Regions from separate parts of the Homo sapiens genome. Here region 2 is linked to region 1. Evidence: read pairs that join two places in POLR2A ChIA-PET (ENCODE). Cell type or tissue: PC-9. All regions are shown on one strand. Links, peaks and the distances in the headings refer to the core of each region. The heading gives the core; the rest is flanking DNA.

What was found. ChIA-PET counts read pairs that join two places held together with the same protein. Peaks named below come from ENCODE experiments on the same cell type or tissue, not always from the same donor. Only the 100,000 strongest peaks of a DNase experiment are listed, where the experiment ranks them.
Region 2: POLR2A ChIA-PET joins it to region 1 with 10 read pairs; 2 of 35 experiments call an interaction of 5 or more read pairs at or near these places.

The regions. Positions count from the first base shown.
Region 1 is chr1:224,728,174-224,738,275 of GRCh38, reverse strand. CNIH3 (cornichon family AMPA receptor auxiliary protein 3) reads right to left here. Exons shown (of 6, transcript NM_152495.2): 4 at 7,702-7,814; 5 at 3,570-3,713. CNIH3-AS1 (CNIH3 antisense RNA 1) reads left to right here and starts at 7,684. Exons shown (of 3, transcript NR_187293.1): 1 at 7,684-7,978. RefSeq lists enhancers at 1,035-1,084, 1,435-1,494, 2,969-3,038, 4,520-4,659, 4,051-5,250. In PC-9, for the core only: no CTCF peak of the experiment used is centred there; DNase peaks (open chromatin) are centred at 4,785, 5,195 and 5,675; H3K4me3 peaks cover 2,047 bases; H3K27ac peaks cover 5,003 bases.
Region 2 is chr1:224,560,612-224,570,713 of GRCh38, reverse strand. It overlaps a transcript of CNIH3 not described here. Among named protein-coding and RNA genes, the nearest start is that of CNIH3-AS2, 51 kb to the left of the region's middle. In PC-9, for the core only: no CTCF peak of the experiment used is centred there; DNase peaks (open chromatin) are centred at 4,463 and 5,333; H3K4me3 peaks cover 878 bases; H3K27ac peaks cover 5,501 bases.

The sequences.
Region 1 (10,102 bases), core at 1,108-9,107:
CTTTGTTTACTCACTTTCATTCGTTATGCCAGACACTATTCTCAGTGCTGGGGAAAATGGTGAGTGTGCAGCCCCAATTCCTGCCTTGAGGAAGCATACAGCTAAGCTGTAACAACAAACCACGAGGATTCAGTGAGTGCCAGGCACGGGCCAGGACACTGCAGACGCAGAGGTGAATGAAACCAACATGGTCTCCAGTGTCAAGGAACAAGTAAATCATAAATAACATAGATGGAGAGAAATAAACCTGAGGAGGAACAGGCATGATCCAGAATAACCACGCAGGAGGGTGGTCCTACTACTTCAGGTCGGAAAAAAATCTTTCTACAGAGCAGACACTGTTCACACTGGGCTCACTAGCTAGTATTAGTATCTGCATTAGCTAGTCCCCTTCTAACACAACCCTCAAATATCACCTGGTCCACAAGGCAACCTGAGAAGTGGGGTGATGGGTGCCATGCGGTTCAAACAGGATAGAAGAAAGAGCACAGGCTCTGAAGCCAGATGTTGCTAATTATTAGCAGGGACCTGAGACACATTTCTTAACCTCTCCGAAGTCCTCAGGAGCCCCTCAGGGAGCTCAAACTATAAACTATCAACCCCGTCTTCCCCGCTGTTGTGTGGGTCTCTAGCCCTGAGCTCAGTTCAGACATGGCTCTGCATACACGAGTCCCCTTCCCTCCCTCCCACGGTGGCCTGCGCTGACGCTGCTGTGCTCTCCACCAGCTCCGGATCTGAGGGGCTGGCAGCTCCTAAGGTGGGAGAAACAGAGTCTTTTAAGCAGCCCCAAAGAGCACCAAGGGGCCAGATTCAACAAAGAATGTGGGTGCCCGTGGCGGCCACCCAGGGTCCCAGTGAGGCTGCAGGAACTGTTTCCAATTTTGTTTTAGAAACAGAGTGATTAACACATGTATCATGAAGGCAGGGCCAAACTGAAGTAATGAATTAGAGGACAAACAGTCAAACAGACTGTCTGGAACACACTCGGTTACAGAACAATCACACCCATCTAACCGAGAGGAGCTGCCAAGACCTCCCTACCCCACCCCCTCCCACCCCCGCAGCGGAGCACGCACAGCCGCTTCCCTCCCTGTGAACTCATATGGCTTCTTCCCTGCGACGCCTCGGCTCCAGCAGTTACTGCAACAAAACTGAAATGAGGGAAAGTCTCGCCTCTGTCTTCATCCACACTGAGGTGGATCCCAGGCTAAAGGGGCAGGAGCTAATGAAAACAATGGTCTCATTCTGTTGGCTTAGAGGAGAGACAGTGCTGTCTCTGGGGACAGGCCACTCAGCCCATGACTCTGCAGAAGGGGAAGTCTGTGGCTCCACAAAGAAAGCAGGGTTGAGCACACTGCAGGGAAAAAACCTAACCTCCAAGGTGGCAAGTCCCTAAGCCCACGGCGGCTTTGTCCACACTCTGTAGGTCTCCCAAGACAGAAACCCATCTGACAAGCCTTTGGTTGTTAAATAGTTCAGACTTGGAGTCAGAAAGACTTAGGTGAACCCACTGGGCACCGTAGAAATCTCCGGAGGCTTCAAAGACCGTCAGGCTCCCTGCAGGCTGGAGCAGTAAACATCCCAGAGCACCCCACAGAGTCTGCGGACACTGGGGATGTAAAGGGGAGGGAAGGCAGAACCAAGTAGAATGCTCCAGAGCCACCAAGGTGTGCACCAAGATTGTCCAGAGAGCTTGTTTAAAACGCAGAGCCCAGCCCTGGAAAGTTTGAATAGGTAGCTATAAGCCCAGGAATCTGCATTTTTAAAAAGCACACCTTCCTCCCTTCCTTACCCCACACTTTGATGAAGACTTTTCTAGAGGTTTTCTAAGATAGCCAGCAGTTAAGAGCTACTGGGCACGGTGGCTCACGCCTGTAATCCCAGCACTTTGGGAGGCTGAGGCGGGTAGATCACATGAGCCCAGGAGTTCAAGACCAGCCTGGGCAACATAGCAAAACCCTGTCTCTACAGAAAAATACAAAAATTAGCCGAGCATGGTGGTACATGCCTATAATTCCAGCTACTCAGGAGGCTTAGGCAGGAGGATCCCTTGAGCCTGGAGTTCAAGGTTGCAGCAAGCTATGATCCTGCCATTGTAGTCTAGCCTGGGAGACAGAGTGATACCCTCAAAAAAAGAAAAAGGAAAAAGGAGTTCAGTCTTTGAAATCGGACTCAAGATGTACTACTTACAGCTGTGACACTAATAGCTGGAATTCAGGAAAATTATCTAACTTCTCAGATTCAGTTCATTTTTCATATGTGAGTGAGGATAGTATTTATCTTATAAATTGAGCGATACGTACAAAGCTCTGAGCACAAAGCCTGGCTCATTTTTAAATGTCAGAACTTTGGGAGGCTGAGGCAGAAGGGTCACTTGGGCCCAAGAGTTCAAGACCTGCCTGGGCAACACAGTGAAACCCCATCTCTACAAAAAATTTTAAAATTAAAAAAAAAAAATATAGCCGGGCATGGTGACACACACCTGCAGTCCCAGCTACTCAGGTTAAGGTGGGAGAATCACTTGAGCCAAGTTCAAGGCTGCAGTGAGCAGCGATGGCACCACTGCACTCCAGCCTGGGCAAAACAGTGAGACCCCATCTTTAAATAAAAATTAAAAAATAATAAAAAATAAAAAATGCTGGACAAATGCAGCCACATTCTGGCCTGCCACAGCCCAATCCAAACCTAGGGGTGGCGTGCAGTCCAACATCCCGACCCCTCCTCCTCTTCACCTGGCTGCTGTCAACCATGCCCTTTTGGAGACATCACCGGGAGGTTTGGAGATCACCATGGCCCTGCCACAGGTAATGATGGAATCGCAAGTGACAGGTGAGAGTCCCCAGAGATGAGCCAAAGAGGAGCAGGAAGGAGGAGGAGACATTTGCGGAAAAGGCACTCTCTGTGGTGTCAAACCACAAGACAGTCTGTTTATAGCTATCTGCTTAGTTAGGATGTTCTGAGCGGAGAGGTGAAAAGAAGGGACACTCCTGAAACAGGACTGCAAAGTCAGCAGGTTTTTCTTAATTGGAATGGTGTTATGTAATATTGGGAAAACTGTAAATGAAGCATTTAGCGACACAAAATGCCACTTTATGAACCGTGACAGCCACTGTGGGGCTGGGGTGGGGAGTTTGGGGCCTCTGTTATGGTTCCCAAGAATCCTTGGGGCAAGGGACAGTGAGGATGAGCCTGAGCCCCTGTGGCCACAGGCAACCTGCTGGGCTGAGCTGCAAAGTCGTGAGAGGCAGGAAGCCCTATAGGGAAGAAGGAGTAGCCAACTGCACTTCACCAGTTATCTCCAAAGGGATGTTGAGAGGGTGTTTTCACTGCGTGGCCCTAAGGATGTGCCGATCAGCAGGCAAGGCCTCCTGCAGGATCTCCTGCCCCCTTACTTGTTTATACAGAAGCCCTTGCTCCTGAGCCAGAGTCAGACAGCTGGGACTACACCTGAATGGCCATGACTCCCACCCTCGCACGCCATCTCCCAAAGGACGCCTCCCAGAGGCCAGCCTGAAATTCTCTTCCTTTTGCTGCAGGAGTCAAAACCACCAGGAGGGGCAGATACTCACCAGTAAAGGTAGTAGAAGAAGGAGAGGAGATAGAAGGCCAGCTTACACCAGGCCTCCTTCTGACAGTAACTCAAAGTGTCGGCATTCATGACCACCGGTGGGTCGTAGGCTAGTTCTGAGCTATCTGCTGGACAGTGGAAATACCTGCAGGGAGAGAGGACATCATTGTCTCTGAGGTCCTGGTACTTCTGGCGTAACCTGGGCAAACCCTTCCGATGCAGGGCTTCTGTCGAGCAATCCCTGCCAAGCAATTGCCTGCCTTCTGCCCAAATCACAGTTGAAGCACCGCTGAAGAGTGGCTCAGCCACTATCTTCCAGCAGGTAGTAAATCCCCAAATACTCCAATCCACTGGCATCATGGCAATTTCACCCATATACAAAGCTGCTCCAACAGAAGGGGAAATGTGTCACCTGGCGTTGCCTAGGAGTCTGAGGAAGAGCCGCCTCTCAGGACAAGTGCAGGCAGAGGTAAAGGGCTATACCACCACTGCTGGGATGCCACCATACCTCCATTCTACCCTAAAACTACTTTACACAGACCCTTATTGAAAATCCTGAATACTTCGGGACATCCTATTCTCACTTGAGCGCAGAGCAGTTTACAGGTGCTTTCCTTCTTGATAGTGGGACCTAGAACTCAAAAAGAACATCAGCCATCTGTCGGGAGACAGCGTGCCCTGGACGGCAGCTGGGTGAGTGAAAGAACGTAGGTGGGAAAGAGGAGGAGGGGGAGCAGCTAACGCGAACTGTGTGTACTTCAAAATACTACGTTCCCAAGGCTCACCTGGCCACAGCCCCTGAGGAGGGGAGCCGTCAGGCTTGGTGAGACCTGGGGCAGGAGTCTGAGCCTCCTGAGTCCCTTGGGAAGTGGTCGCTGCCCCCAGGACACTGCCCCCAGGGACCTGGCCACAGCCTCCTGCCGGAGCCCAAGAACAAAGTACAGCTGGAATCTCTCAGTGAGTTCCTTTTTCAGTCATTCTGGTAAAGCCACCCAGAGGCCAGGAGTGCAAATAAATGGCTTCCCTGGGCTCTGGGACAGACAGTGGTTCTCAATGGTGGTAAAGGGCCCAGGGAGAGGGCTCCGACCGGGAGATTAATCACACTGGCTTTGAAGAACATCCTGCAATGTAGCAACTCGCAGATCCGGAATCTCAGCTCCCTCCTCCTTCCCCTTCAGAGAATTGCACTGACGTTATCTGTCACTGACACTGTGCTGAAAAGAAATCACAAGCCAGATTCGATGACAACTGCCAGCTCACAGCCCTCCAGGCCACTCATCTCTCCTCTTCCTGGGAGCCAATCTCAAAAGCTATTTGCTGTCACTGTGGTTTTATTCCCAGGTGACCTCATTAAGTGGAGGCAGAAGGGCAGGGTGGCCATGTGGCTCCGTGGAAACAGCAAAGGCCCTGCCAGTCACCAGTCACCACATTGACTTTCCTTGGGTCAGTCATTAACCCATCTGAGCCTCAACTTTCTCATCGGTGAAATGGGGATGGAATTGCCCACTGCAAAGGGCTGTTGTGACCATTATGTGAGGCGATGTATGCAAATAACCTGGGAAGAACAGGTACTGAGTCAACAGCAGACAGTTCTATTTCCTTTAAGCAAACTAAGAGCCAGAGCAGGAGGGGACTTTCTCTGTATGTGAAATGTCACTGGTCTGGACCTGTTGGGAAGGAGGGGGAGTAAAAAGGGGGATAAAGGGTGTACAAGGGCTCTGGTTTTTAAAGGACTCCTCCCCTCCTCATTCTTTTTTTTCTTTCATGTTCTGAGAACTTACTAATTGCCAGGAACTAGACTAGATCCTGTCAGGGATTCAAAAAAAAGGTAAGACAAAGTCCCTATTGGCAAGGAGATTGCAGCCCCTCCCTTCCTCCATAGAGATCAACTTTCCTAGTCTACGGACACTGGCTGCCTCTCCTTTTCCTCCCTTTTGGACAAGCGCTAGCCCCACGAAGCAGTGCCCTGATCGATGTTTTGTCCATTAATCACATTTCTGATACCCTGCCTTGACAGCCCCCTACTTGAAGGACCTTGGGACGAACTCCTTTCCTGGAGGAGAAGAGCCAGCCCCTGGGGCAGTGTGTCAGGTGGCAGGGACTCAGACTGGAATTCGTACAGAGGTGGGGTGTAACCTCAGCCCTGCCACGTCCGAGCTGAGCAACACAGGTTAAGTTGACTTAACCTTTGTGAGTCTCTGTGTCCCCATGTATCAAACACAGAAAATGAAACCCAGCTCACTTGGTTGTTGTGAATCCTGGATCTTCTATTTGACTTCTCTCTAATTCAGATGAGAGCAGATTGCCTTTACTTAAAGTGAGGCTTCTCGATGTAACCGAATCTTTTTCCTTCCTCCCTAAATCTGAGATTTCTTCTACCCTGCTGGCCCTGGTCAATGGCACCATCGACCTCCCGGCCACGCAGCCTAGAGGCTTTCTCTCCCTCACCTGCACCCAATTATGGGCCAAGGCTTATCCAGTTCACCTCCACAGCTTCTCTTGTTCTCTCACCATTCTGACTCCCACCACCTGGGTCAAGGCTCTCTCACCTCTCCACCTGGAGTTCCCACCATAACCCCCTCATTGGATTTCATCCTCAATATTTCACCCTCTAACCCATCCTTTACACTGCTTCCCAGGCCACCTTCCTAAAAATCAGATCAGGTAATGCCACTGTCTTCTTCTAAAGCTTCTGATCATTTTTCATTACCTAGAGAATAAATTAATTCCACCTTCCCCATCAAATCATTTCAGGCCCTCCATACCATACTCTCAGCTGCCTGCCAACCCTGTCTCTTCTTATTTCCCTCCAAGAACCCTACATCCAACCTCACTGAGCAACTACTGTTTCCCAAACACAACAAGTGTTCTCTTAACTCTGGGCCTTTGCACATGCTGGGCCCTCGCCCTGGAATGTGCTTTTCCAATGTCACTCTTGAGTCTAATTTAAGTGCTTCTTTCTCTATGCTCCTACCAGTATTCCTCATATGTCTGTTAAGAACATATTTCCCTCCACCACTAGGATGTACGTTCCTTAAGGGTAAAGGTTTTGCTTTACACTTAACGTGAAATCCCTCACAATGCCTGGCGTGTACTATGTATCCCGTATGTTTTCTAAATGAAGGAGTGCATGTCTTAGGTGTGGCTAAATTCAAGCCAGATTTTATGGTACAATAAAAATGATAAAACACTTTGGGGTCCAATGCTCTGGCAGCAAAGGGTCAAGGGCAGGCAACTTATCTGCGCAAATACCTTCTCTACTATTTAGATATTCCCCCACCTCTGCCTCCTGTGTCCATATGGTGACTCTATTTTACAAAAAGCCAAAAATCACATGATCTGACACATGGTCTTAGCAGGGAATAGAATCTATGAAATTATAACTGTCCCAGAAAATCCAGCCCATCTGGTAGGTGCTTTTTTTTTTATTAAGATATAATTTACATACCATAAAAGTCACCCTTTTAAAGTGTACAACTGTACAATTCAGTGGTTTTTAGTATATTCATAGAGTTGTGCAACCATCATGACTATCTAATTTCAGAACATTTTCATCACCCTAAAAAGAAAACCTTTGACCCATTAGCAGTCATTCCCTATTCTCATTCCCTCCCAGCCCCTGGCAGCCATGAATTTACTTTCTGTCTATAGATTTGCCTTTCCTGGACATTTCCTATAAATAGAATCATGAAATATGTGGCCTTTTGTGTCTGGCTTTTTTCACTGATACTTTCTTTAGGGCTTCATGTTGTAGCATGTATCAGTACTTCATTTCTTTTTATTGACAAATAGTATTCCATTGTATGGATATACCATATTTTGTTTCTCCATTTATCAGCTGATGGGCATTTGGGTTGGTTCCACTCTTTGGCTGTTGTGAATGCAACTATAGATGCTTTTAACACTGACCTACAAGGGATGGGGTTGTGGTTAATGAAACCAACAAAAAGGGCCTTTCCTTATTGGACTTGTTGCCTAAGAGCAGTTTGGGAACAGGCTTTAAAGAGAGAGACCCAGAAAGGAAGGGATGATTGGAAGGCAATAGAAGCTGTCTATTTGGGTGACATCATCACTGGAGAGCAGGCTGCCCTGGCAGAAAAGACGAAGGATATACCAGTCCCAGTCTGACTTACCTCCAGAAGTGATAGAAAAGTAGAGGGACATTCAGCCCCAGCGTGAGCCACTCTTGCGCACACAGGAACATAATGCAGAAGAGGCTATGGATGGAGTATTCTGGCAGCACCAGCTGAAGAGGGAGCAGAGACACGGCCCTGAGTTAGAGGAGGAAAACGCCACTCCTGCTTCTATGGCAGCTGACTTCTGCCTGGACACTGCCTCTCACAGACGGTTGACACAAAGGCCCTCCCTGCAGCAACGTAGAGCCACTGCCCCAACACAGATCCATTTCTGGTAAGTTCTTCTTTTTATGGCACTCCTCTTTTTATTATACCCAAACCCAAATGACACAAGCCCTCAGTGCACTGCTTACTATTAACAGAATACCACGCTTGCTCCTAGGGGTCACCCATGGATGGCCACTGGGAAGACTGGAAGAGCTGGTCCAGCCCATGTGTCATCTGACCCAAGGCAGGACCACTAGGAGAAATACTGCAAGGGTTTCTAATGAATCCATAACTGCCCTGCTCTTGTTTTTCTGGCCCCTGTGTATCCTCCTATAGTAACTCACAAACCTAAAGTGAATATGTACATTTATCACAAATATAGGAGGGTCAGGAAAAAATGGCCAGCCTCAGAAGGCAGTGGCATTTTGCCTGATGGTGGATGGAGCAAGAGGAACGCGAGAAAAACAACAATTAGCAATGATGAAGAGGGACAGTGTAGCCTCTGGGGGAAGAGGGAAGAAACTGATCCTGACCAAGAAAGGCCTGATGGTGGGAAGTGTGACCAGCAGGAAGACTAAGCTCTCCCACCTCCAATCCAGCCACACAGGTATAAATGGGTAAAAGGAGCTTAAAATCATTGAAAAGCTGCTCCCAAGGGTAACTTCATTTTATCAGAAATCAAAGTTGTAAGCTAAAGGGTAACTGTAAGGAAGAAATTTGGCACCTAGACCAGCAGTAGGGAAGGCTACAGATATAAATGCACCATTTTACCCAGTTATATAGGGAGATATAGATACATATTACTAAATATATTTATTTATATAATATATAAATATACTTTGTATTGTTTAGGCTCTCATGAATACTTTGTTCTTCCCATCAAAATCTTTTGAAACATCCTTCAAGGCCCATCTCAAATGCCACTTACCTTTTTTTTTTTTTTTTTTTTTTTGGAGACATAGTCTTACTCTGTTGCCCAGGCTGGAGTACAGTGGCGTGATCTTGGCTCACTCTAACCTCTGCCTCCTGGGTTCAAGCAATTCTCCTGCCTCAGCCTCCCAAGTAGCTGGCATTACAGGCGCCTGCTACCACGCCCAGCTAATTTTCATATTTTTCAGTAGAAAGGGGGTTTCACCATGTTGGCTAGATTGGTCTTGAACTCCTGACCTGAGGTGATCTGCCCACCTCGGCCTCCCAAAGTGCTGCGATTACAGGTACGAGCCACCGTCCCCAGCCTCAAATGACACTTTCTATTGGGAGCTCTGCCTACCGTCCCTTGTTCCTCCACCCTCCCCTGTACCTCTGGGCCCCACAGCATGTTTTCTGACCCCCTCCCAGGGGTACTTTCCATAATCTATCCATTGTGGAGTCATCATCCTCTTCCCACCTTCCAATACAGATAGATTCCTCTGTCCAGCATTCTGCAAGCCATCTTAGCCAACGTCTATTCTTTTCTCATTTCCATTTGCAAAGCGCCTTTGTACAATGCATGGCAGTTAGGAGAGACTTAACAAATACGTGGTAAAGTGCATTGAAATGACCAAGTGCATATGTTTACAACATGGCTGGCTGGCATTAGATATGCAGCCTGTGGTTACAAACTAAGATTTCTTTGGGTGGAGAACAAACTCCCTCAAACCATCCCATTTGGGTATGGACCATGACTTTGGTCTCTCAATTTAGTTAGATGAGCTAACTACCCCAGATGGCAGACACAGAGGGAGAAACACATACGCACACATTAAAAATAAAGACATGCACAGCACACGTGTAAGACATTTTGTAACTATGGGGCACCTTCTTTATTCTCAAAGTCCAGTGTAGATGAATTGCATTAACCCTCACCTTAGACTTCTCAGGCAATCACCTGAGGAATCAGAGCAAAGGAGCCATCATTCCAGAGGTGGTGACCCTTGGTGGGTGAAGCAGGTACCACCAGCCCCTGTGAATCTCAACCACCTGGCAGGAGGGGGCACGCCATGTCCCTATTGTATCTCCTTATAGGACCTCAGAGCTGTGATAACCAATCCTATCTACCCCCAGCCAAGGCATCACCCTACCCCCTCCCATTCAAAGAGAAAGCCCACTTTCTCAGAGCTGGGTGCGCCAGCCCCGGGAGGCAGTGGCTGTGAGTTCTGCTATGCACATCTCTACATTTTCTAATCATCAGTTTCAGCCACTTAAGCTGAGG
Region 2 (10,102 bases), core at 1,466-9,465, 170 kb after region 1:
TAAAGGAAATGTTTGATAAGTTTGGCTAAGCTAAAATTGGAACATATGTTCACCAAAAGAAACTGTTAGAGAATTTAAAAAACAATTAAAAATGGAGAAGCTATTTGTTGCAACATACAAATGAGGTAGTATCAAAATACATAAAGAAGTCATATAAGTCTATAAGAAAAAGACATCTTAATAGAAAAAGATAGGTGCAGCCATAAAAAAGAACAAAATCATGTCCTTTGTGGCAACATGGATGCAGCTGGAGGCCATTATCCTAAGCAAATTAATGCAGAAACAGAAAACCGAATATCGCATGTTCTCACTTATAAGTGGGAGCTAAACACTGGGTACATGTGGACACAAAGGTGGCAACAACAGACACTGGAGACTGCTAGAGGTGGGAGGGGGAGGGAAGGATTGAAAAACTAACTATTGGGTACTATGCTCACTACATGGGTGACAGGATCGATTGTACTCCAAACTGCAGCAGCGCATAATATACCCATGGAACAAACTTGCACACGTACCCCTTGAATCTAAAATAGAAATTGAAATTATTTTAAAAATCATTAATATTGGCAAGACTTTATCTCTTTAGAGTAGAAGAAACATAAGTATCCATATCCATATGAAAATATGCTTTGCCGGGTGCAGTGGCTCAAGCCTGTAATCCCAGCACTTTGTGAGGCTGAGGCAGGTGGATCACCTGAGGTTGGGAGTTCAAGACCAGCCTGGCCAACATGGTGAAACCCCATGTCTACTAAAACTACAAAAATTAGCCCAGCATGTTGGTAGGTGCCTGTAATCCCAGCTACTCTGGAGGCTGAGGCAAGAGAATCGCTTGAACCCGGGAGGTTGAGTTTGCAGTGAGCTGAGATCGCGCCATTGCACTCCAGCCTGGGCAACAGAGCAGACTCTGTCTAAAAAAAAAAGAAAGAAAATATTCTCAACCTCATTCATAATCAGATAAAAAGAACAAACCACAATAAGATACTATTTCATACCTACCAGACTGGCAAAAGTTTGAAAGTCTGACAAAATCAGGTGTTGGCTATGATGGAAAAACCAGAACACTCACACTGCTGGTGAGAGTGTCAACTGGTACAACCACTTGAAAAATAATTAGAAATAATCTAGCAAGAATGAAGATGCATGTGTCCTGTAATCCAGCAGGTCCGCATGCAGGATTATACCCTAGAGCTCCTGTACGTGTGCACAAAGGGACTCATACAAGAATGATCGAAAAAGTCTTGTCTAGATCGTGTTTTAAAAATGGAAACAATGCAAACATTCATCCACATCTGAATGAATAAACCACACTGTGGTGTATTTATATGCTCTAGCGCCATATAATTCTTATTATAGGAATTAATTACAGTGAAACACAACTACACGGATGAAACTCAAGATCAAATGTCTGAGTAAAACACACAAGTTGCAGAAAATTCATACAGTATGATTCCATTTGTTTAAAGTCCAACAACATTCAAAACTAAACAACATGTCGTTTTGGAATATAGCAAAATGTAAAAAAGCATTTTAGAAAAAAAGTGAACAAGGCCAGGTGCAGAGGCTCACGCCTGTAATCCCACCACTTTGGGAGGCCGAGACGGGCAGATCACCTGAGGTTGGGAGTTCGAGACCAGCCTGACCAACATGGAGAAACCCCGTCTCTACTAAAAATACAAAGCCAGGCGTGGTGGCACATGCCTGTAATCCCAGCTACTCAGGAGGCTGAGGCAGGAGAATTGCTTGAGCCTGGGAGGCGGAGGTTGCAGTGAGCCGAGATCGCTCCATTGTACTTCAGCCTGGGCAACAAGAGTAAAACTCTGTCTTAAAAAAAAAAGAAAGTGAACAATAAACTTCAGGAGAATAGCTACATCTGAGAAGGGAAGAAGACAGATTCTACAGGGCATCCAAAGGTAATGCTGAACACAGGTGTTCACTCTTCTGTAATTCTTTTTATATTTTAGAGACAGGGTCTTGCTCTGTCACCCAGGCTGGAATGCAATGACGTGATCAAGGTTCACTACGGCCCCAAGCCCCTGGGCTCAAGCAATCCTCCCACCTCAGCCTCCTGAGTAGCTGGGACTGCAGGTGTGCACCACACCTGACTAATTTATTTATTTTTTGTAGAGATGAGGTCTCACTATGTTGCTCAGGCTGGTCTTGAAATCCTGGCCTCAAGCAATCCTCCTGCCTTGGCCTTCAGAAGCTCTGGGATTACAGGTATGAACCACCATGCCTGGCCAATATTGTAATTCCTTACACATCACATATATATTATATGAATATTCTCAATATCTAATCAAAACAATTAAATGAGGTGATGACTAAGTAAAACACACAGCTCAGTAGCTGGCATCTATTAGGTGCCCATTCTTCTTCTAAGTCTTGTTTCATTATAAATTTTTTTTGTTTGTTTGCTTGTTTGTTTGAGACAGAGTCTTGCTCTGTCACCAGGCTGGAGTGCAGTGACGTGATCTCGGCTCACTGCAACCTCCGACTCCCTGGTTCAAGCAATTCTCCTCCCTCAGCCTCCAGAGTAGCTGGGATAACAGGCACGTGCCACCATGCCCAGCTAATTTTTGTATTTTTAGTAAAGACGGGGTTTTACCATGTTGGCCAGGATGGTCTTGATCTCCTGACCTCGTGATCCGCCCGCCTTGTCCTCCCAAAGTGCTGGGATTACAGGCTTGAGCCACCGTGCCTGGCCTCATTATAAATATTTTAAAACAAATTTGAGTAAAACTAAGTGGTTTTCTTTCAACTCCAATAATTGCTCTTAGGTGGAAGAATGCCACAGGATCAGACTCTAGGTCTGTTCAGAGTCAAAGACTAACAAGGCTCCCCTACTCCGGGTTCTCGATCTTATAACATCCCAGTGGGGTCATTTATGCCAACTGAACTAAAAATAAACATCTACAACTGTTTCGTCCTTTCCCCTCACCTTGATTTCTACCTGGGTGGTTATCTTTTTGACTAGAAAATAATCCTTTTGTGAAACTATGATGAGAGAAGCCACACCCCTAAGCTGGAAGAAATAAAAATAGAGGCACAGTGGATGCCTGCACAATCACACACTCTCTCGTTTGGGTGCTCTGCATCATCACAAGTTATATTTAGGTTGGTGCAAAAGTAATTTTAATGGCAAAAAAATGCAATTGCTTTTGCACCAACCTAATACAAAAGGCAGACTAGGAGTAAAGATAGTGATCTGCTCACTGCCTGCTCTTGGGGTATCTTCTGGTCCAAATGCTATAAATCTCAGGACACAGGCATGGGCAAAGACTTCATGTCTAAAATACCGAAAGCAATGGCAACAAAAGCCAAAATTGACAAATGGGATCTAATTAAACTAAAGCGCTTCTGCACAGTAAAAGAAATTATCATCAGAGTGAACAGGCAACCTACAGAATGGGAGAAAATTTTTGCAATCTATCCATCTGACAAAGGGCTAATGTCCAGAATCTACAAAGAACTTAAACAAATTTACAAGAAAAAAACAAACAAACCCATCAAAAAGTGGGTAAAGGATATAAACAGGCACTTCTCAAAAGAAGACATTTATGCAGCCAACAAACATATGAAAAAATGCTCATCATCACTGGTCATTAGAGAAATGCAAATCAAAACCACAATGAGATACCATCTCATGCCAGTTAGAATGGCGATCATTACAAAGTCAGGAAACAACTGATGCTGGAGAGGATGTGGAGAAATAGGAACGCTTTTACACTGTTGGTGGGAGTGTAATTAGTTCAATCATTGTAGAAGACAGTGTGGCGATTCCTCAAGGATCTAGAACTAGAAATACCATTTGACCCAGCAATCCCATTACTGGGTATATACCCAAAGAATTATATATCATTCTACTGTAAAGACACATGCACATGTGTGTTTGTTGTGCCACTATTCACAATAGCAAAGACTTGGAATCAACCCAAATATCCATCAATAATAGACTAGATAGAGAAAATGTGGCACATATGCACCATGGAATACTATGCAGCCATAAAAAATGATGAGTTCATGTCCTTTGCATGGACATGGATGAAGCTGGAAACCATCATTCTCAGCGAACTATCACAGGAACAGAAAACCAAACACCACATGTTCTCACTCATAAGTGGGAGTTGAGGAAGAAGAGCATAGACACAGGGAAGGGAATATCACACACCAGGGTCTGTCAGGGGATGGGGGATAGGGGAGGGATAGCATTAGGAGAAATACCTAATGTAGATGACGGGTTGATGGGTGCAGCAAACCACCATGGCACATGTATACCTATGTAACAAAACTTCATGTTCTGCACATGTACCCCAGAACTTAAAGTATAATTTAAAAAAAAAAGAAGAAGAAATTAAACTCATGCTTAATCCTGAAAAAAAAAATAAAGGAAAGAAAACATCTGTGACACAAAAGAGCCCCAAACCAAAGAGAGTTGCAAGTAATGCTGACCTTTTAGTAATAAAGGCTCTGGCACTGGTCTCTCCAGTTTGGCTTTGCTTTATAACCAGGAGGCAACTGGAAAACAAACAAAACATACAAGGTTTTATCACTTCATTCAAACAGACTTCAGAGAAGTGGCATCCAGGTATACTATAGAGATAATCAAATTCTATTGTTTGTCTAAGAGTCCACTGAATTTCTAAGTTAATTAAAGCAATGGGGAGAGAATAAAAAAAAAAAAACAGAAAGCCAGGCAAGGACTGTGTTTTCACTGGTGCTCCAGAAGATTCAGCAAGAAACAAGGGAGAGGAGAAAGGGAAACGAGCTGGCCAGACCTTCTCAGTGTGAGGGAAGCAAAGAATCACCGAGATGGTCCATTCATCTGCTCAACCACTGAGCACCCAGTGTGCACCAAGCTCTGTGCTGGAAAAATAAACACATAATTCCCTACCTCATGGAGAATGTAGCTCAGTAGGGGAAAGTCAGAAGCAAGTTGGCAATATGTGGTGTACAGGAGAAGCAGGGGCTGCCACGGGAGCACACAGCACCAGGCCTGGGGGCTCAGAAAAGCCTCCCCACAGGAAGCAACAGTGAATCTCAGACTCTCCTGCAGAGTAAGACCAGTTGGCCTGACATAGTGCATAGTGGGCTGAGGGAGGGGAGTATGAAGCAAGAGGAGAAAGCCTCAATCTGGAGAACAGCAAGCGTAGGGCTCAGGGAGCAAGCATGGGGTACAGGAAAAGGACAACTAGGTCAGAAGGCCTGGAGCAAAGAATGCAAGCAGGGTGGTGTCGGGTTCGCCACCTCTAAATATTATGCTCTCCATGGCTTCAGGCCCGCTGGACAAACCCAGGCAATGAACAGCCTCAGACCTGGAGAGCAGAACTCCTGACTCATACAGCTCATCTATCTTTGCACAGTGCCTTGTGTTCTTGCAGTCACACTCTTGGTTGCAGACACAATGCCAGCCGGAAATATGGCTGTGACAGGACAGTGACTCAGAGTATACAGTTGGGCAATGAGAACTTAAACCATAACTATAAGACTTTTTGCAAGAAAAACCTATTAGACAGAGACATACACACACTCAGATCAGCTACCCTAGCAACTCCTCCATTATATATTAAGAGGAGACCTCAAGCATTGCAAAATCTATTTGGGGGAATGGGGACCAGTTTTATTGCCTGCCTGTTCTTGAGAAAACTTGTGATAAATGGAATCAACTGAACCTTTTTTATTTTCAAATCTGCTCACACATAGCCTTAGGGTCATTTGTGATGTGAGACTGAAGGGGACTGGGATGCAGTGGATGACAGCTGCCCACCATCTGTCTGGTCCTAAACCATCCACCTTCCCACTGTAACTGCTCAGGCCCTCCTAGCCAGAGGCCTGTCAGGAGCCAATTGAGCTGTATCTATCCAGGTATCGTTACACATTTGTTTCAGTTGTGATTATTCTTTCTGGCAGACAAAGCCATCCTTGTGGAAGGTAGAGCAGGACAATCCCACCCAGGCACATGAACCAGGCAGCTGGCAGAGTGCATTGAGGTGGCTCTGCCATCTGCTGCTCAGAAGGAAGGGCCTGAGGCTCACACATGCCTCCAAAGCATGTAAACCCCAGACTTCACCAAACCAAGTGGTAACACCTCCATCCAAGTATCGTCAGCCCTTCTGGTCACATGGATGCATTGTGTGATTTCTCATCCTCTTCAAGTTTTAACCCTTGTCATTCACTTTGACCTGATAAAAATGCTGGGTTGCCAGTGGGAGGGGTTGAGAATAGGAAGCAAAGAGACTTCATAGTACGATTTGTCTTGCACTGGAGACAAATCAAGCCCTGGGATGGCCTTAGCCTCTTCTGTCCAGAGACGGTCCTGCTGAAAATAATAGATTTTATTCCTCAAAAAATTCATGTCATGGTTAGAGCTAAATCATTCTCCATTTTCGTCATTTTAGAAAACCAGAGATATAGTTCAAACTGGTAGTGACACCTTCTTCTACCACTCTGTGCCACCAGTGCCTAGCACACAAGCAGGTATTTATAAACAGTTATTGATACTATGTGATGAATTACTAGCACACAAGCCTGCTTATTTAGAAAAGGAAATTCTACAAAATCAAAGATCTAGAAGCACAGGTATGGACTATCCAGTAGAGAGTACACTTCAATATGTGGCTGCTCAAGAAGCCACTTATCAAATCAAACATAAGTGTGACTCTCATCACATGGGTCTTTTCAAAGTGGGGACCTATTCCTTTCCAGGATCTCACCTATTAGAAAAATGTATATTCACCCTATAGATTTTGTTTAAGATTCTGTCCTCTCTGTGGGGAGATATTTGGAGTTGTCACTCAGCAGCAGAGATCTGGAGGGACCAGATGGCTGGTAAAACAGGAGGCTATTCTCAATCCAGGGCCAACAGGAAAGCTGGAAGACAGAGCCCAAATTTAGTTTGAAACCTGATGCCCAACAGTATAAAATTAGAAATTCCTTTGAACCATCTGGTTCTTTTAAATAAATACCTGTTTGTCCAATCCTAGAATGGAAGGAGCTTCAAAGTCTAGCTCCCTTCCCTAAGACACAACATCTGTCCCATCCGTACTGAACAGCAGCCACGGGAGATACTTAATACTGGCTAGCTGACAGAGCCTAGGCTAATGGATGCCAATCTTAAGTACTCTAAAGTTCTTCAGAATCTTTCTAATTCCAATATCTCTTTCACTCTTCTCTTCCAACCACCAAATCCCCTCTTCTCACTCTCCCTGAGGCTAGAATACACACACACACACACACACACACACACACACACACACCCCGTCTAAAATATTTCAATGTAGTATTGTCCTTCTTCTGCCAACCCACCCATAACGATCATTCCTTCTCTACATTGCTCTACTTTCTATTGTCCTTCTCTCCCCTTCTCTGACAGTGATACGATTTATCCATAACCCCCCAAAAATCAACACTTCACACCCTTGTGAGGTGACTGTCTTAGTTCATTTTGTGTTGCTATAAAGGAATACCTGAGACTGGGTAATTTATAAAAAGAAGAGGTGTATTTGGCTTATGGTTCTGCAGCCTGTACAAGAAGCATGACCACATTTTACTGCTGGACATTTGCTTTGTATTAATAATAGTGAGTAATGATGCTATGAACATTCTTGGGCATGGCTTTTCATGTGTATATCCTATATTATGTAAAACCACTTCTAGGCACTTCCATACCTAGGAGTGGAATTTCCAGGTCACAGGATGAGCAATATTGAGTAGCAGATTTTGCAAACAGTTTCCCAAAGTGCTGGAATCATTTTACACACTCTTCAGTAGCACATAGGAACTTCTATTGCTCCTCACTCTTTTCAGCACTTTGTGTTATCTTTTAATCAGGACTCTCCAACCCCTGGTATCAGTCTGTGGCCTGTTAGGAACTGCGCCAGCATCTGCTCCTGGTGGGGACCTCAGGAAGCTTCCAGTTGCAGTGGAAGAGGAAGGAGAGCAGTGTGTCATATGGTGAGGGACGGGGCAAGAGAGAGACAGTGAGGGGAGGGGTGTCATGCTCTTTTAAACAACCACTCTCATGTGAACTAGTAGAGTGAGCACTCACTCATTAGGATGGGAAGGGCACCAAGCCATTCATGAGGGATCTGCCCACCTGATCCAAACACCTCCCATTACGCCCCATCTTCCAATACTGGGGATCAAATTTCAACATGAGATTTGGGGGGACAAATATCCAAACTATATCAGTCACCATCCCTAAATATTATAAAATAATCTGTCCCCAGCCAAATCAATGTATATCCCAGACCCTTCTCCCTTAAACCCACATTTTTCAGCCTTCACATGGCCTAAGATCTCTTCCACCACACATCATCTCACTACATGCTAACACCACCCCGACCTTTTATCTTGACTGGAGATGGCCTAACCTGAGTGATTTAGTGATTTCATCCCTTGGAAACAGAAGTGAAGAAGAGTCTGGAGTAGAAGGGTCAGCAGGGAAGACCCCAGGAAAGGAGAGTCAAATAGGACCTCCCTAAGTGCTTCCATTTTCTCTTGTATTCCAAAAGCCGGTTAAAGAGTAAATGAGATGATGTATAAATTCATCTAGTAAACTGTTGAAGCCCAATACAAAAGTAACAACATTGTTATTAAATTATTTCCACAAAAATCCCTTAATTAGCATAGAAATAGTGTCATTATATTTCCCTCAAATGAGTTCCTTTTCAGTGACATGGTGATCAAGTCTCAATGTTGGAGGTGTCTTCAACTCCACCCCCTCCCTTGCCCTCTACATTGTTAGGCACAAGTTTCCATGCACTCTTCTTCGAGAAAGTCCTTCAATCCATTCTCCATATCCATTCTCTTTTGGCCTGAACTTAGCCCAGCCCTTTGTCCCTTTGACACTGAAGCATGACTCTCTTATTCTAGGTTCTACTCACCCTATGTGAGCTCAGGTCCTCCAATAAGCTGATGTTAACATGAACCAGACATGCAAGATACTTGTTGGGGGAGATACTTGGGCAGGATAGAGAGGGAGAGAGCATGCATAGGCAGAGGGAGCCTTCAGACCACACTTGTCTGACACCATTGACAAGAGGGAAAGAAGACTGGTAGGAAGATCCTCAGACCACACTGCAGTTCTAAGAAAGTCTCGTTTGGCTGACGGGTAGTATCTAAGCCCAGGTTCCCATTAGAAGAGGCCACATCGAGCAGAATTGGCCCAGCTTTAGTACCTTCAACATGTCAATGAGGGACAGACGCAGCTCAGGGAAAGTGTGGCCCCAGCATAAAGATCAGAGTAATGAGGAAAAGATAGCTTCTCAAGTACTAAGTGAAACGGATAGACAAAGGCAAAAACTGAAACTTGACTCCCTCTCATGCCATTCACAAAAATCAGCTCTGGGTGGATTGTAGATCTAAGTTTGAAATGATAAAACTTTTAGAAAATTATATATAGGAAAATTCATGACTGAGAAAGGAAATCTGTAAACCATAAAGGAAAAGAGAGATGCACTAGAATACATTAAAGTTAAGAATTTTTATTTACCAAAATTAAGAGCTTCTGTTTTGATAAGTAGAAGAGTGAAAAGACAAACAAAAGTGGGAAAGTGTCATTTTAATACATATAACTAAGAGGCTCATAACCAGACTATATTAAAAACTGGTAAAAGTTAATCAAAAGCAAAATAACAGAGAACCCAGTAGAACAAAGGGTAAGAAACTCAAACTGGTATTCCACAAAAGAGGCCATGCAAATGGCCAGTAAACATATATAGGTGCTGAATATCATTAATCACGAGGGAAATGCAAATTGAAATCACGAGATACATTCAACAGACACCTGAATGGTTAAAATCTAAAACAGTGGTCTCCAAACTTTTTGGCACCAGGGACGGTTTCATGGAAGACAATTTTCCCACAGACCCAGGGGAATGGTTTCAGGATGATTCAAGTGCATTACTCTTATTGTGCACTTTATTTCTATTATTACATTGTAATATATGATGAAGTAATTATTCAACTCACCATAATGTAGAATCCGTGGGAGCCCTGAGCTTCTTTTCCTGCAACTAGATGGTCCCATCTGGGGGTGATGGGAGACAGTGACAGATCATCAGGCATTAGATTTTCATAAGGAGCATGTAACCTAGATCTCTTG